2 separate regions of the Homo sapiens genome follow, and region 1 is linked to region 2. A link is an interaction called in ENCODE POLR2A ChIA-PET data of the cell type or tissue named here. Cell type or tissue: PC-9. All regions are shown on one strand. Each heading gives the region's core, and the rest is flanking DNA. Links, peaks and the distances in the headings are about the cores only.

What was found. ChIA-PET counts read pairs that join two places held together with the same protein. Peaks named below come from ENCODE experiments on the same cell type or tissue, not always from the same donor. Only the 100,000 strongest peaks of a DNase experiment are listed, where the experiment ranks them.
Region 1: POLR2A ChIA-PET joins it to region 2 with 5 read pairs; 2 of 35 experiments call an interaction of 5 or more read pairs at or near these places.

Annotation. Positions count from the first base shown.
Region 1 is chr9:85,831,911-85,838,168 of GRCh38, forward strand. It overlaps the pseudogene LOC389765. Among named protein-coding and RNA genes, the nearest start is that of AGTPBP1, 93 kb to the left of the region's middle. In PC-9, for the core only: no CTCF peak of the experiment used is centred there; a DNase peak (open chromatin) is centred at 2,891.
Region 2 is chr9:86,326,334-86,332,591 of GRCh38, forward strand. It overlaps TUT7 (terminal uridylyl transferase 7), which reads right to left. Exons shown (of 27, transcript NM_024617.4): 11 at 2,007-2,159. Among named protein-coding and RNA genes, the nearest start is that of TUT7, 25 kb to the right of the region's middle. RefSeq lists an enhancer at 1,618-2,325. In PC-9, for the core only: no CTCF peak of the experiment used is centred there; no DNase peak of the experiment used is centred there.

The DNA of each region.
Region 1 (6,258 bases), core at 1,298-5,297, 490 kb before region 2:
AGTGCTATCTTTATCATAAATCTATCTTTATCATAAATCAAGGTCCATTTGTGCATGACTCTCTTGTCTATTTCTTGGCCTTCTATTCTGTTGGTTGATTTGTATCTCCTTGAGCCAAGATCACATTTCTTATTTATTGTAGGTTTATAATAAGTCTAGATATTTTGTAGAGCAAGGCCTTCTGCTGTTCTCCTTCCCTCCCAACTCCCCAGATGTCTTGGTTGTTCCATATAAATTTTATTTTAATTTTTAAATTTTTTAAGTAATTACTTTATTGAGATATAATTCACATACTATAGAATGCAGCCCTTCAAATATACAATTCAGTGATTTTTTATGTATTTACAGAATTGTCTAACCATCACACCATCTAATTTTAGAATATTTTTATCACCCCAAAATGAAAATATTGTATCCACTAGCAGTCACTCCTCATTTTCCTCCTTTCCTCAGCCCCTGGCAAAAACCACTTTACTTTCTACTTCTATGGATTTGCCTATTCTAAATATTTCATACAAATGGAATCATACAGTAAGTGGCCTTTGTGTGTGACTTCTTTCACTAAGTACGCTATTTTCATTTATTTATTTTTCATGGTCAAATAATTTTGTATGTTTCTGGGATACAGTGTAATGTTTTGATGTATGTATACATTATAGAAAGATTCAATCAAGTTGGTTAACATTAATTAACTAATTAACATTGAATTACATTTATATATCTGTTTAGAATTAATGAACGTATTTTGATTGAGTCTCCTAATCCATAAGCATGGTATAGTTCTCTATTTACTTAGATTTCCTTTGTTTTTTCTCAGTAATGGCCTACTTTTTTTGTGCAGAAATATTGCAAATAATTTATAGATTTCTTTTTAGGTACTTGATTTTTTTCTGTCACTGTAAATTGGAATCTTTAAAAAATTTTATTTTTCAAATTCCCCAATTGTTGGTATGTGGAACTGTACTAATTTTTAGATATTAATACATTATATATCCAGCAATCTGACTAAACTCAGTTTTTGATCAGGAGTGTCTACAGTTACCATCAGGTGGGGAGCCTTCAAAATTCCCAAGATAAATGGAAAAGATCCAAACTTTTTGGAAGTAATTTCTTTTTTTTGTTGTTTTTGAGATGGAGTCTCACTGTGTCACCCAAGATAAGAGTGCAGTGGCACAATCTCCGCTCACTGCAACCTCTGCCTCCCAGGCTTAAGCGATTCTCCTGCCTCAGTCTCCTGCGTAGCTGGGATTACAGGCACCCGCGCCACGCCTGGCTATAAACTTGTTTTTGTTGTTTTTTTGTTTGTTTGTTTGTTTTTTGAGACAGAGTCTCACTCTGTCATCCAGGCTGGAGTGCAATGGCATGATCTCGGCTCACTGTAACCTATGCCTCCTGGGTTCAAGTGCTTCTCCTGCCTCAGCCTCCCTAGTAGCTGGGACTACAGGCATGCACAACCATGCCTGGCTAATTTTTTTGTATTTTTAGTAGAGACAGGGTTTCAACATGTCAGTCAGTCACTTCTGACCTCAAATGATCTACCTGCCTTGGCCTCCCAAAGTACTGGGATTACAGGCGTTAGCCACCGTGCTCGGTCTATACTTGCTTTTTAATTCTAATATTTTATCTGTAAATTCTTTTGGATTTTCATTTATAATTATGTCATCTGCAAATAGTAACAGTTTCATTTCTTCCTTTATAATCCTTTCACCTTCTGTATCTTTTTCTTCTTCTATATCTTCTATATTGTATACTTTAAATAGTTGGATTCTATAGTATGTGAATTTTGTCTCAATAAAGTTATTATAAAAATACCTTCTTATATTTGCTGGGATCTCCACTGCAGTGTTGAATACAAGTGGTGATAGAAAGCATCCTTGTCTTGTTTCCAATCATAGAGGAAAAGCTTTCAAAATTTCATTCTGAAGTATTATATTTTCTATAGGTATTTTTAATTTACCCTTTCCCAAACTAAGGAAATAACTGAGAATTTTTATTATGAATGGATATTGATTTTTATCAAATGATTTTTCTTTATCATATGATTTTTTTCCTTATTCTGCTAATATGGTGAATTACACTGATTGACCTGATTTTTTTTTTTTTTTTTTTTTTTTTTTTTGAGTCAGAGTCTCACTGTGTCACCCAGGCTGGAGTGCAGTGGTGTGATCTCGGCTCACTGCAAGCTCTGCCTCCCGGGTTCATGCCATTCTCCTGCCTCAGCCTCCCAAGTAGCTGGGACTACAGGCACCCGCCACCACGCCTGGCTAATTTTTTTTTTTGCATTTTTAGTGGAGACGGGGTTTCACCGTGTTAGCCAGGATGGTCTCGGTCTCGATCTCCTGACCTTATGATCTGCCCACCTCGGCCTCCCAAAGTGCTGGGATTACAGGCGTGAGCCACAAAGCCCGGCCGATTGATCTGATTTTTAACCAATCTTTTATTCCTGGAATAAACCCTTTTTGTTGTTGATGTTGCGATATACTGTTGTATTGGGGGTTCCCCAAAACCACCCTCAGATTGGATGACGTACTAGGAGAACTCAATATATATTCATTCTCCTGGCTAGGATTTATTACAGTGAAAGGATGCAGAGCAAGATCAGCAAGGAAAAAGACACATGGAACAAAGTCTGGAGGAAACCAGGCACAAGCTTCCAAGACTTGTCTCTCAGCAGAGTCACAGAGGATGTGCTTAATCCCCCAGCAATGAGTTGTGACAACACCTATAAAATGTTATCTGGCAGGGGAACTAAGTAGACTCAGTGCCTATGGGTTATATTGAGGATGCGTGGGTCATGAAGGCACCCTTTGCCTAGCCCAGACTACCAGAGTCCCAGACTACAAGGAAAGCAGGTGTACACCATAAACCACATTGATTGTGCAAATAGTTGAGCACAGTGAGTCAGTATTATCAGAGTGTTTAAGAACACTCCCAAAATCCAAGCTCTCAGACATCTGACAACCTCATAGCAGATCTTCTAAAAGATAGCAGTCAGGTCTGCTATGTTAACTCTTCTGCACAATTGACCTAGATTTGGTTTGCTAGTGTGATGTTTATATTTGTCAGTAAGCTTGTCCTATATTTTTCTTTCTCATAGTATTCTTGTCAGATATTGTAACAAGTTATGCTGGCCTCATAATATAGATTATTTAATTCCCCCTATACCTGGAAAAGTGTGTGAAAATTGGTATTATTTCTTTCTTAAATGTTTGGTTGAATTAGCCTGTTAAGCATTTGGGACTGGAAATTTTCTTTGGGGGTATGTTTTATGAATTAAATCATATTAGTATTTTATTTTCCTCCAGTTTTGATAAGGTTTATTTTTCTAGGAATTTGACCATTGTATATAATTTTCAAATGTATTGGCATAAGTTTGTTTATGATAGTCTTTTATTCATTAATATCTTTAGCTGTGTAGTCACATGTCCCCTTTTTCATTCCTGATTATTTGTGCCTTCTCTCACTTTTTTTTCTTGCAGTTTCACTAGCTAGTAAAATTACCAATTCATTAGTCTCTTCAAAGAGACAATTTTTGACTTTGTTAATCCTCACTAGTGTATGTTTGTTCATTATTTCATTAGTTCACTATTTCACCAATTTCTGCCCTTTATTATTTAATTCCTTCTACTTTTGGGGTAACCTCCTGCTATCTTTTTAACATCTTTAGATGAATATTTAGTATATTGATTTTTAGCTTCTCTTCTTTGGTATATGCATTTAACATTACATATTTCTAAGCTTATCTTGACTTGCACTCCACATTGAGCTCAAAATGTTTCCTAATTTTCATTGTGACTTTTTGATTTGTGAATAACATAGTTATTTTATTTACAGGACATGAGGGATTTATTTTTGTTTTATCAATTTTTATTGCGTTGTGATCAGATAACATACTATCTCTGATTTCAGTCCTTTGAATGTATTGAAACTTGCTTTTTGGCTCAGAATAAGGCAAATGTTTGTAAATGTTACAGAGGTACTTGAGAAGAATATGCATTCTGCAATCATTGGGCACTGTTAATCCTATTATTCAAATCTACATTTTTTACTCAATTTTGAAGTCTTTTTGTTATATCAGTAATTTATAAAGTGATGTTAAAATCTCCCACTATGACAGACCTCCACTCTGTCACCCAGGCTGGGGCACAGTGGCACGATCATGAGTCACTGCAGCCTCGACCTCGTGGGCTCAAGCAGTCCTCCCACTTCAGCCTCCTGAGTAGCTGGGACCACAGGCGCACACCACAATGCCCTGCTAATTCTTGTATTTTTTGTAGAGAAGGGGTTCTTCACCATGTCGTCCAGGCTGCTCTCAAACTCTTGGGCTCAAGTGATCTACTGGCCTTGGCCTCCCAGTGTGCTGGGATTACAGGTGTGAGCCCTACTGTGCCCAGCCCTACTATAATTTTGGATTTGTCTTATTTCTCCATGAAGTGCTGATAGTTTTTACACTACAAATATTGAAGCTGTGTTATTAAGTGCATACAAATGTAGAATTGTTATACCATCCTGGTGAATTGCTCTTTTAATCATTTTTACCTCTTCTTATCTAATGAGTTTTGCCTTAAAGTCTACCTTGACATTACTATGGCTACACCAGCTTTCTTTTGATTAATATTTACATGGTATCTCTTTTTCTATCTTATTTTTAATCTTTCTGTGTCTATTTTAGATATGTTTCTTGTAAGCAGCATATGGTTAGATAATTTTAAAATCCTTTCTGATAGTCTTTATCTTTTAATTTCATTATTCATTTATTAATTTAACATAATTACTGTTTTGTTAAAAATCCACCATTGTGCCTTTTATTTATCCTTCCTCGTCTGTGTTCCTTTTTCCCTCCTTTGGATCGTTGGTTATTCTTTTTCTGTTGTTTTCTCCACTAACTTAGAAGTTATAGTTTTACTCTTTTTTTAGTGGTTATCCTAGAGAGTATACCATGCACCCTAATATTAATTGGTACTTTTATCCTTTTCCCAGGCAATGTAAGAACTCCATTGAATCCTTTGATGTTGTATATTTTAATTATCTGAATACGTGATTTTTAAGTAAGGTTGCATTTTTATTGCTCAGCATTTATACAATGAAAACATAAGGTTTTTTTTTTTTTCCTATTTCAACATTGTAGTACATGTGAAGTATTAAGATGAATGAGTGTTTCTTATTTACATAAATTTGTGCTTGTAAAACAAAGATTGACATTAGAACTTTCTAGATTTGATACACTTCAAAAATTTTCTTTAGAGGATACACAAAAAAAACTAAATCACATATACACAAACACACACACACATTCCTGATAAACAATTTGTTCTGCCTTTGATTTCCAAGTTCTCCTTCCTCTCAGGACTATCAGTTGGCTATCTTCTATCTGTCTGCTTTTGGCTTCCTTTTTCACTAAGGCTTTCACTTCCCTGCACTTGTTACCTCCTTCTGCCTCCTTTGCTGCAAACTCTGCTGCCTACAATTCTTTCTCCACTTTTTGAACTTTCTTGTTTCTTTTTACTTTTTGGATTTCACTCAGAAAGTCCATACTTTAATACAGAAAGCTAATCAAAGTGCTTCAGGTTGGCAAAGCAACCAGTCACAGTGGATGGGGTGTTATCTTTGAGTATTTGACTTTTGACTTTTTTGGCTGTGTTTGTTGCTCCTTACTATTAAAAAGGTTTTACCACTCAGAACAATGTTAGTTACTTGTGAACACCAGAAGGCTAGTCTCTGGATAAATGAGAATTGACTGTATTATTAAAGTAGTTATGAGTTTGGTCAATGTAAAATTCGTTTTTAATCATAATCTGAATGTACTGAAGTGCTCTATTTTAAAATTTTTCGTCTCTCTTCTACAAAGAATGAAAAAATAATAGAACAACAACTTCTTGTGGATCAACTGAGTGAAGAACTAACAAAACTTAACCTGTCAGTGACTTCTTCAGCTAAAGAAAATTGTGGAGACGGGCCAGATGCCAGGATCCCTGAAAAGAGACCATATACTGTACCATTTGATACTCATTTGGGGCATTATATTTATATCCCATCAAGACAAGATTCCAGGAGGGTAAAGTCCAAACAATCTTTTCCTTATTTTGAGATTAAAAAAATTTTAGCCATGTGTAGTATCACAGTGTATTTATACAGTCTCAGCAGATTTTTTTTGTTTGATTTTATGGAATTTTGTATATACCTTTTAAGCATACTTCTTTCTAGTAAAAAACTAATAAGAGAATACACAGTTACATTTGGAGGGAATAGTTGGATGGA
Region 2 (6,258 bases), core at 809-4,808:
GTTTCCTCATCTGAAAAATGGGGATAACAGTACCCACCTCATAGGGTTGTTGGGAGGACTGAGTGAGATAGTGTCTGTAAAGTGCTTAGCACAGTGCCTGGCACACAGTGTTCAAAAAATGGTCGCTATCATTATCTGCAGAGTAGGGATGATACCACCTATAACACAGGATAGTGATGAGGATTAAATCAGAAACAAGGGAAAGCATCTGGCAGACTTGGTTGCTCTCTGTATTTTTTCCACGTAGGTATAGCCTTTTTAAGTACAAGAAATCCATATATCACTGAAACACAATGTCACCACTGTAAGATGCTCTTAAGAGGTAATCTAGTTCAACTCCTGTATATTACAAGAGAAGGAACTGAAGCCCCACGAGTGCCCATGGCTTGTCAGAAGGTTGCACTGCCTGGCAGTGGCCGGATGAGAACAATGTCTCAATGTCTCCTGATCTCAGTACAGTGCACACCATATGCAACCCCATAATGTCTGAAGCTCACTTTATTTCAGAAGTGGCAGCATGATTAATCTTTCCAAATAACATAAAAATGTAAAAATAAAGCATTAAATGGATTTACAGCAATAGCTTTTCCTATAATTCACACTGAAAAAAGTAATTTCCTCTAAGGTGCACAAATTTGTTTTCAATCATACTTTATTATATTAAGCTTCAAAATCAGTGGTCTATTTTTCTCAATCACAAAGGTTCTGTCAAGTAATACAAAGTCATCTGGTGGCTTTACAAGGCAGAACTGATTAAAAATGGAAGTTGTCTAAGTCCCAAACACTACAGTTTGAGGACACAAATAAACCCCCCAGAAATTTTAAGCATTATTACATTTTACCTCTTTATCCATAGCGGCATTACAAAGGATTTTTAAGCATCTCACTGAAATGACTTGATAATACCATAACATGAAACTGGAGAGACCTTTGAAATATCTAGACTACAGGAACTTAAACTGGTTTTCTTTAAAGCAGAGAACATTTTCTTTTTCAAATAAAATAAGAATAGCAGCTAACATTTACTGAGTGCTCACCACATGCTCGGCACTGAGTTAAGCATTCTGTAAGTGACCCTATGAGAGGGTACCAATATTATCCCCATGAGTAGGGAGGAAACTGGTGCACAGAAAGGCGAAGTCACTTGCCCAAGGACACACAGCTGGGAAGTGGGAGAGCTGGGATACAAATTCACATATTCTGGCTCCACAGCCTATACTCTTCTCCACTACAGAGACTCCAAATAAGAAACAGATAAAAGTGGTTCTGGTGGCAGCAGAGGTAGGGTGGTACCACCACTCTCCTCCTCCTCCCAGTGTTCAAGGATTCTAGAAAACACAACTGGAAAATCTGATTCACCACTAACTCCTCATTTTAGGCATGAGTAAAACATGAACTGGAGGAGTGACATGACTTGTTTGTATAAAGCTGGGATTCGATTCCAAGAATTTTGTGGATGTTACTGTCAATTTACCCCAAAAGGTAACGGGAAGATCAGGGGCCTTTCACCTATTTGGGAGAGAATCTTATTCTTATTACTAGGATAATGACATTGCAGAGATTTTTGTTTGAAATTCTAATGGCTATTCTTTCCTTGTGCATAAATTCCCCTGCCCACCCCCAACAGTATGGGACCGGTACATTAAATCATATATGCATTCACTGTTATTTTAGTAACTGAAAGCTAGTTAACCTTTCATACATTTAAACCTCATAATACCACCTAAGACTAAGCTCTTTGAGGATAGATATGGATTTACCTTTGAATTCTGAGTCTCTTTCAAAGGAACCAGCACAAAGAAACTACATAAATAACTGTGGATTTAGTGATCTAATATTTTTTTTAACCTTTTCTCATTACTTGTCTGTTCGAGGTACTAAACAGACTGGCAAATGAAAGAGCCACGAAATAGTAAAGATAGTTAAGGAAAGAAGACAAGACTGACTAATCCACAACTTCACAATTGGCAAGTGAAACTGACAACTAGAAACAAAAGAGAACAGACCTGTCCCCTTTTAATCGGCGTTTCTCTTGGTGCCTCTTCTTTTGTTATGCCTGTGTCCCCTGCAGCACTGTCAGTATGTTCCCAGATCACAACATCTTTTTCAATGTCTTGAAGGTTGAAATTCCCTAGTTTGCTTAATGAGAATCCTTCAATCTAGGAAAAATTAGACACATGCTAAAATAAGATAGAAATAATCTTATATCAAACACAGTCTACTAATCTTGGAATAAAAAAATACTCATAGTTCAACGAAAATACAAAAGATATAATTTATGGACTATCACAGAGACATCTATACATTTAAAAATATTTTTAAAAGTAAAAAACAAGGTTTTGATTTGCAAAAGAAATGGTGACTTTGTGAAATAATTCCTCAGTAAATATTCTAAGAGTAGGCAAAATGGCCTAGTGGCTGACGTCATGGGTTCTGAAGTAAAACTGCCTGGTCCCAAATCTCAGCTCCTTCATATACTAGCTGTATAACCTTGAGTAAGGTACTTACTCTCTGTAGGCCTCAGGTTCCTTTAAAAAGGGGTAACACTAGGACTTCCTTCATGGGATGGTTATGATATAAAAAAAATGACCATAAGGCACTCAGATAGAGGTAGTATCTGCTTGTAGCATACAGCACATAGTAACTGCTTAATAAATACAAGACAACTATATTGCTAGAAAATGAAAATTACAAGAACTAGATCCAGCTAATTAGAAAATAATTTTAAATACTATTAATTCTGGGTATGCTGGACATTTTCAAAGTAAATTTTATGTGCTATTAATGAATATTAATGCAAAAGAAAATGGTCTAGTTGAAAAGGCTTGTGAAATGTCAAACGGAGCTGAACAGGTTTCTTCATCGTATGATAGGATTTATCACAGCCTTTAAAACAGGTTAATGAACAGGCCACGCATGGTGGCTCATGCCTGTAATCCCAGCACTTTGGGAGGCTGAGGTGGGCGGATCACCTAAGGTCAGGAGTTCGAGACCAGCCTGACCAACATGGAGAAATCCCGTCTCTACTAAAAATACAAAATTAGCCAGGCATGGTGGCGCATGCCTGTAATTCCAGCTACTCAGGAGGCTGAGGCAGAAGAATTGTTTGACCCTGGGAGGCAGAGGTTGCAGTGAGCCGAGATGGTGCCATTGCACTCCAGCCTGGGCAACAAGAGCGAAACTCCATCTCAAAAAAAAAAAAACAAAACAAAAAACAAACAAAAACAGGTTAATGAACAAAATAATATGGGATGGAGTATGGATGTGACATCACATTTCCCAAATGTATTTTTATACCAAATGGGCTACTTCATTGGTTTAGAAGAGAGTGATCCTTCTAAAACAGAAGACACACTCTCCTGTTCATAGTGGTTTCTGTCTCACTCTAGATGAAGTGCAGTCCTTTCCAGGGCCTGAGTAACCTGGCTCTTTTCTACTTCTCTGATCCTTCTATCTTCTTGGCTCAGAGATGACACCTGGTATTCCCTCTGCTTAAAATGCTCTTCCCCCTAACAAAGTGAGGGAGACTATGACTCATTCTCCCTCACTTTATTCAGCTCTGCTCAAATGTTTTCTCTAAGGAGCTCCACATTTATCATTCTCTGTCCTCCTTACCCTGGTTTATTTTTCCTCAGAGAAAGTACCACCACTGCATATATATTTATTAGTCTCTTGCCCCAATTGGATGTATAAATTCGAGGGCAAGAATTGTGTTTTGTTCACTTCTTTTTTTTTCTTTTCTGAGGCAGAGTCTCACCCTGTTGCCCAGGCTGGAGTGCAGTGGCATGATCTCGGCTCACTGCAACCTCTACCTCCTGGGTTGAAGCGATTCTCCTGCCCCAGCCTCCCAAGTAGCTGGGATTACAGGCGCCTGCCACCATGCCCAGCTAATTTTTTTATATTTTTTTAGTAGAGATGGAGTTTCACCACGTTGGCCAGGCTGCTTCAACTCCTGACCTCAGGTGATCCACCCACCTTGGCCTCCCAAAGTGCTGTGATTACAGGCGTGAGCCACCATGCCCGGCCCTGTTCACCACTTCTAACAGTAACACCCAGAATTAGTTGGTGCCTGGCCATGGTAACTGCTCAGTAAAGATTTGTTGACAGACTGAACTAGTCTTCCACAGAAAACACTTTGGAAAATATTAGGCGTAGTGACTATTTCTTGGTTGGATGTATGTATTCAATATTTTTCTCAACTGGGTAGCTTGAGTTTTTGTTTATTTAGTGATATTTTCTGAAGAGCTGCAGTTTTAGAATTAGATAAAGTTTGATTTCTTAATGTTTTTCTTTATTGATTTTAGTATGTTAAGAAATCCTTTCTGCAAAGGTTTTTCCCTAGGTTGTCTTCTAGGAGTTTCAGAGTTTTTAACTTTTACATTTAGGTCTTTCACCCATTTTGGTTTCCAGCTTTTTGAGGTGGACCTTTAGGTCACTGATTTTAGACCTTTCTTTTTGAATTTAAGCATTTAAATCTAAAACTTGCCCTATGAACACTATTTTAGCTGCATCTGACAAATTTTATATATCTTGTATTTTTTTCTTTCTTTTTTTTTTTTGAGATGGGGTCTTGCTCTGTTTTCTAGACTGGAGTGCAGTGGTGTGATCATAGCTCACTGCAGCCTCGACCTCAACCTCCTGGGCTTAAGCAATCCTCTCACCTCAGCCTCCTGAGTAGCTGGGACTAGGGTGTGTGCCACTATGCCAAACTATCTTACATTTTTATTATTATTTAGTTCAAAATATGTTTTAATGTCCCACTTGAATTCCTCTTTAATCCATGGAATCCTTTCAAATGTACTATGACTTATTTTAAGAACCAGCATAGGCCCTCCTCTGGGAGGCTGACACAGGATTGCTTGAGCCCAGGAGTTTGAGACCAGCCTGGGCAACATAGTGGAACCTTGTCTCTTAAATTAAAAAAACAAAAGAACCAGCATGTAGTATATCTTGATGAATGTACCATATGGACTTGTAAAAAATATGTATTCTCCAGTTATTGGGTATAGTGTTTTATAAATATTAATTAGGTCAAGGCGGTTGATATGATGTATCAGTTTATACTATCTATACTGATTTTTTGTTTAGCTAACACAGGTGTCAATTGATGAAGGCTGTTAAAATCTCCTTGTCTGATGGTAGAATATATTCCATCAATTTTTATTTCATGTATTTTGGTGCCCTCTTAATAGTTGCAAACATTTACGATTGTTTTGTCTTCCCAATGAATTGACCCTACCCTAATAAAATGTCCCTTTTGTCTTTGGCATATTTTTTCCACTTGAAATCAATCTCATCTGATATTAACATAGCCTCTCTCGTTTGGTTACAATTTACATCTTTTGCCATCCATTTACTTTTAACCTATATGTCTTTATATTTAATTTATTTCTTCTAGAATATAGTCTTGCTTTTAAAATTCATTCTGAAGGGGATCTAGTTAAACTGAAGAATTTTTGCATAGCCCTATCAACAGAGTAAACAGACAACCTACAGAATGGGAGGCAATTTTTGCAAACTATATATCAAAGGTCTAATATCCAGCATCTATAAAGAACTTAACAAATTTACAAGGAAAAAATAACCCCATTAAAAAGTTTGGGTAAAGGGCATGATCAGATGCTTTTCTGAAGAAGACATACATGCAGCCAATGAGCATATGAAAAAAGCTCAACATCACCAATCATTAGAGAAATACAAATCAAAACCACAATGAGATACCATCTTACACCAGTCAGAATACTATTAAAAAGTCAAAAATACCAGATGCTGGCAAGGTTGCAGTGAAAAGGGAACACTTTCCTCAAAGAGCTAAAAGCAGAACTACCATTCAACCCAGCAATCCCATTACTGAGTATATACCCAGAGAAATACAGATCATTCTACCATAAAGACACAGGCATGCGAATGTTGACTGCAGCACTATTCACAATAGCAAAGACGTGGAATCAACCTAAACGCCTATCAGTGACACACTGGATAAAGAAAATATGGTACATATACACCGTGGAATACTATGCAGCCATAAAAAAACCCAAGATCATGTCTTTTGCAGGAACATGGATGAAGCTGGAGGCCATTATCCTTAGCAAACTAACGTAGGAACAGAAAATCAAATACCAAATACCACAAGTTCTCACTTATAGGTGGGAGCTAAATAATGAGAACTCATGGACACAAAGAAGGGAACAATGGACACTGGGGCCTACTTGAAGGTTAAGGGTAGAAGGAGGGAGAGGAGCAAGAAAAAATAACTAT